2 separate regions of the Homo sapiens genome follow, and region 1 is linked to region 2. The links are chromatin contacts, found by Hi-C or POLR2A ChIA-PET in ENCODE. All regions are on one chromosome and are shown on one strand. Each heading gives the region's core, a stretch centred on a gene start or an enhancer-like site at or near the end of the contact. The rest is flanking DNA. Distances are from core to core; before and after follow the strand shown. Region 1 overlaps LOC105377927 (a long non-coding RNA gene). Region 2 has its middle 12 kb from the start of LINC02532.

Region 1 (2,700 bases), core at 68-2,567, 86 kb before region 2:
GATCTGCTAGATCTCACTTTTTAAAAATGTATTTTCTTTATGATCAAATACAGAATTTTTTATTCTTTTTCGTGTTTCATAAACACAGCAAAATATGATACTCTCTATTTGAGGGATATAATGTCTACATATAGCCATTAAGTCAATATTATTGATCATATTAGTCAATTCCTTTCTGTCCTTAATTATTGTTTATCTATTAGACCTGTTCACTTATGAGAGAATATGTTGAAGTCCCTCACCTTCATTGTACAGTTTTGTTGGGTTGTTGTTGCATTTCTGATTGTTTTTGCTTTAGGTTTGGCTTCTATATTGTTTGGTACCTAAAGGCTTTTCACTGTTATATTTTCCTTAATGATAGTATTTCTTATATTATCATTACATAGTCACCCCTTGTAGTGCTTTTCTTCTAAAATTCCACTAGGCATTAACATTTCTACTTCTTTCTTTTTGTTTGCATTTGCCTACTCTTTGATTTTCAGCCTTTTTTATTACTATATTTTAATTGTGTTTCTTATATAAATAGGTTTTGCTTTTTTAATCCAGTGGAATAGTTTGTCTTTTAAAGAAAGAATTTAGTCTTCACATTTTGTGTGTGACTGATATAGTACTTGATTTTATTTCTTACAACTTACTTTTTTTTTAATTTTTTTTTTAATTGAGACAAGGTCTCACTCTGCCGCCCAGGCTGGAGTGCAGTAGCATGATCTCGGCTCACTGCAACCTCTGCCTCCTGGGTTCAAGCGATTCTCCTGCCTCGGCCTCCTGAGTAGCTAGGATTATAGGCATGCACCACCACGCCCGGCTAATTTTGTATTTTTAGTAGAGATAGGGTTTCACCATGTTGGCCAGTTTGGTCTGGAACTCCTGACCTCAAGTGATCCACCCGCCTCGGCCTCCCAAAGTGCTAAGATTACAGGCGTGAGCCACCATGCCCACCCCAGCTTACTTTTTCTGTAATTTATTTTTAGTGTTTTTTTCTCTCTTTCCTTTATATTAGCTTGCCTGAACAAATTATTCTTTCCTGGTTGCATTCTGACACATACTCCTCTACCAGCATTTGAAAACAAGACACTATTATCCTCACCAATACTCATCTTTTACCCCACTGAGATGCTTCTGCTTCCTCCTGATCCCTTCACTCTAACAAGATGAGAGCTTTAGGATCATTTTACTTTCTCTCTCCTCCCCTCATTAGCCCCTTAGAATCTTATTTCTCCCTCTCCTTCCACCCACCAAAAGTTGCTATTTTCTCATTTAAGCTCCTATCCCCACCCCTCCCCGACTCAGACACTCCTCTCCAAGCTTTAGCTTGCTGGGAGTGTGTTCTGCTTTTCTAACTGATTCTCCTCTCTCTCTGGCTGCTGGCCCTTTTTAAAATGGGTTGTTATTTTTTTCTGTGGGCTCATAGGTCTCAGGGTTTGGTGGCTTGTGTGTTCTAAGTGGCGGGAGCCCCATGGGTGGCAGAAGGTCCCCACAGACTGAATTGTAGAAGCCGCCAGCCCCCTGCTAATCACCTGTAGGAAACTCCCCAAACTTCTCACACTGCCCCAGCTTCCAGGTAGAGGACTCAGTCTCCCATTCAGCTCCTCCTTGGCCCCTTCAGCTAGGAAAACCCAGCACAGTCACACTAGGCTTGTGTTGACATTAGCCCTGACAGCCCCTCTCCACTCAGGATTGACTGTCTTCCCTTGTTCACCTTTGACATTATTCTCTAGGCACCTGCCCAGCCCACTGGAAGAAGGAAGCTTACAATTCTGTATGCTTGGAACCCACCAAAGCCTGAGGCCTCACTGGCACCCAGCCATCCACAGGAGTTAGCAGCTGTTTGAGTCCAGAAGGAAGAACTTTTGGAGTCGGAGGTGGGAAAGATAGAAATTGCATCCAAATTATCACATTCCCAGAACCCTCTTTTGGCCCTGTAAGTTATTCCCATAGCCATTGATCATGCAATAGCCTGGATGAAAAGAGTAGAGCTGGAATGAATAGCTACAGTCCTGGTTAACAACAGCTTGAATACAAGCTCATTCCACTCCCAAGTTTCAGGCTGGCCTATCTGGGAGACAAATGCCAACTACTGTGGTCCTACACATTTTTACCACCACTGCATGCAGAGATAAGAGAGAGTTACTGCACTTTCATTATGAAAAAAAGCAACCAAAATGGCTTGGAGTAAAAATGTAAATTTTTCCTAACCCTGCTTTATCTGATGAGATATCCACCTGCAGTGAGGAATCACTGCCAGTTTCCCCTCAGAAGGTGTAAAGATCAGGCTAGTTCTGGGAAGGAAGATTGAGTGAGCATATTATTAACCTAAATGGAATTAGATTTCCGTTTCAATAAAGATTCCCATTAAGGCTGCAAGCAATACAGCGACAGCAGTGCAGCCATAACCACCCACTGCCTGTAGGAAGATGTGCTTGAATTACACCTGGCTGTGCACCCCATTATCACTTCACAAAAGGTAGTAACTTGAGGTGGACCTCTGTGGTCACCGTGTCCTTCTGCTGATGCCACAAAGGAATCCTAGCTTGGATGCAATCAATAATCCAAACATACATTACTCATGTATCAGCATATGACAAGAGGATGACAGTGGTTAATCAGCTAATTATGACATGCTCTTTTCATCCCATAGTGTATGACTTATTGAATATTCTTGTATTTTTATGTTTAGTTGCAATGGAAAGGGTATGGCAA
Region 2 (2,700 bases), core at 5-2,504:
ACAAGCAAGAGTAGAATTTGGGAAAAGGGTTTGCTTGATTCTAACAGATGTTCTCCAAAGGTGCAAAATGAGGTTGTTGAGAAAGGTGGTGTGTGGCTGGTTGATGCGAGGCTTTGAGTCCGCCTGCCTGTGAAGTTTGATTTTGAAATCTCAGCCTCTTAGAAGCCTCTGTAAGGGGATGGGTGGTCACAAAGCCACATCTTATAGTGTGGTCTGCAAGGATGCCTATAAAACACTCAAAGCTTATTGAAAATTCCCCTGCAGATCTCCTCGTCTGAATTCCTCCCCACCCCACACCAATGAGCCACTACACATTCAAGGAAAACAAAGAGACAACTCTAAAGCCCTAAGGAGCGGCCCAGCTAGGCCAGTAGTTTTCCCCAGAGGGAAAATGTGCTTCCAGACACACTCAGCTGAAACTGACTAGAAACTGGACTGTGTTGACTGAACAAGTTGAGAAAGATTTGCCTCTGGCTTTAATAAATTACGACATCAGCTTTTGGCATTTAAAATATTCAACTGTTTACCTTAAAAAGTCTCTTGCGGCCGGACACCGTGGCTCATGCCCGTAATCCCAGCACTTTGGGAGCCCGAAGTGAGTGGATCACCTGAGTTCAGGAGTTTGAGACCAGCCAACATAGTGAAACCCCATCTCTACTAAAAATACAAAAATTAGCCAGGTGTGGTGGCGGGCGCCTGTAATCCCAGCTATTTGGGAAGCTGAGACAGGAGAATCACTTAAACCCGGGAGACAGAGGTTGCGGTGAGCCGAGATTGCGCCGCTGCACTCCAGCCTGGCTGACAAGAGCGAAACTCCAAAAAAAAAAAAAAAAAGTCTCTTGACATTAATTTCTTTTCTGGTTTGAATAAAATAGCCTTTTTCCAGGTTGTATTAATTTGCAATAAAAGTGTTCTGACCCTGTATTTTTCTTGTCTGTAAAATGGACTGAGACGCTATTAAGGTTCCTTTGGGCTCCGAGAACTATAGGACTTGGGGACAAACAAACCAGGTGGCTGATTCTACTGACGGCTTCACTGTCACCTGTGGTTTCTGCTCCTTCAAAGGAGTGAGGATTAGCTGCTATTTAGACACAGGAATGCAGGTCTTTGATTATTTGGGTGTCTGTTTTCACAGGCGTTGGACCTGACCCTGCAGCCTGGGAACCCTGACCGGACCTCTCCTCTGATTTGAAAGTACGCAGGCCTGGCTGACACCAGACACCACAGAGGTGTGGCCCCCACCAGACACAGCTACCATTAAACCCCATCTTGTTGCTCACTGGGTGTGTGGCCTTGGTTAACCACAAACCCGCCTAGATGCCTCACTGGCAGGCCAGCTGAAAGCCATCATTTCTTATCCAGCCCCTTAGGGACAGGATTAGAAGAGTTACCTAAAATGTAAGATGTTGCATTCCTAAAGCCCTGGCTGTAACCCAGGGGGACTCCAGGCAAGACGGCTGATCCCAGCGACTTCACTCCTAAATGAAACCAAAGTCACCTAGTATCCTTGAGTGGCATGACATGGAGAATGGCAAGTGAAACCAGAGCCTTCTTGGCAGTTAACTGAGGTGCTCTGAGAAGGTGGCAAAGGAAGAAAGCCTTGGCTTTATTTAAAGGGGCAATTAAAGTTCAGGAAGGAAAGGAAGTGTTGTTATTCTTAATTTTTCACACTCTCCCTGACCCCAACCACCATTCCACAAATAGCCCAGGATTTCATTTGCTGCCAGCAGAAGTATATAGATATCTCTGGAAAGCTATGAATGATTTACAAGCTGGGTCAATAATTAAGTTATCCGGGGATGTGTAGACATAACCAGTCTTAACTCTTTAAATCTCAGAAGACTTGCTCCCCAGCCTGGCAAGAGAATAATGGTTAGAAACCAAACAAAATCTCCATACAGATTTGAAATGCTTTGAGCTAGTAAAATGTTTCAATCCATTATTTGGGAAAGGCTGATGAGCAGATTGTGTTTCTCATCTTGGTCTGTGATTATTTCTAGGACAAAAGAAACATATTAAGTTGGTACAGAAGTAATTGCCATCTTTGCCATTGCTCTTAATGCAAAAACCACATTTACTTTTGCACCAACCTAATAGTTTGTGGATTCAAGTACCCAAACTCTCAGCTTCGATTCCAGCTCACTCCGGAAGGCCAGGTGATTTTGAGAGGGGCCACTCCCTGGAACTGGCCGTCCTCCCTCAAAGACCTCCTCGTGAAGATTTTAATCAATGATGGATCCAGATCCTTCCAAAGGGAAAAAGCATCATTCACGTGGGGGAGGGGAGTTTGTTTGAGAGCAGCCCCTTTGTTGGCTGATCTGTGGGAGGAACAGCCCAGTGGTCTATGCTAGTTAAGGGGTCAAAGCTAAAACTCCTGAAAGAGTTAGCAAGATGAGACTGCATATGTGCAAACTGGAGAAATTCTGAGAAGAAAGTCGCCCAGGGCTTAAGAAGGGCTTTCATGTGGGGCAGGGCTGGACCTGAGCCTGGAAGGACTGGCGGGTGAGGAGCAGGACACCTCAGAGACAGGCATCATTCCGGGCACAAACCTGTGCTGAGTCCTACCTTCCATGTCCAGACATGTACCTGTGCTGCAGGTACATGAGCCAGAGAGGATTGAGCCTCTTATGGGCCGAATTATGTCTCCTCAAAATTCATATGTTGAAGCCCAAATCACCCAGTACCTCAGAATGTGACTGC

What was found. Hi-C counts contacts between places; a loop is a spot of excess contacts on that map. ChIA-PET counts read pairs that join two places held with the same protein, here RNA polymerase II (POLR2A). Pooled maps may share reads with other maps.
Region 1: a map with no recorded cell type shows a loop between it and region 2 (1.9-fold over the local background). The contact joins two enhancer-like sites. A Hi-C loop is called at or near these places in 4 of 37 single-sample maps with no recorded cell type and 5 of 50 pooled maps. POLR2A ChIA-PET finds 5 or more read pairs at or near these places in 1 of 52 experiments (K562).

What each region holds. Positions count from the first base shown.
Region 1 is chr6:106,712,226-106,714,925 of GRCh38, forward strand. LOC105377927 (a long non-coding RNA gene) reads left to right here. Exons shown (of 4, transcript XR_942841.3): 3 at 1,719-1,862. Among named protein-coding and RNA genes, the nearest start is that of LINC02526, 18 kb to the left of the region's middle. Within about 2 kb of position 1,318, at least 2 of the 41 ENCODE cell types and tissues checked have a DNase peak (open chromatin) inside an H3K27ac peak, as active enhancers do.
Region 2 is chr6:106,798,022-106,800,721 of GRCh38, forward strand. No RefSeq gene overlaps it. Among named protein-coding and RNA genes, the nearest start is that of LINC02532, 12 kb to the left of the region's middle. RefSeq lists an enhancer at 1,013-1,307. Within about 2 kb of position 1,255, at least 8 of the 41 ENCODE cell types and tissues checked have a DNase peak (open chromatin) inside an H3K27ac peak, as active enhancers do.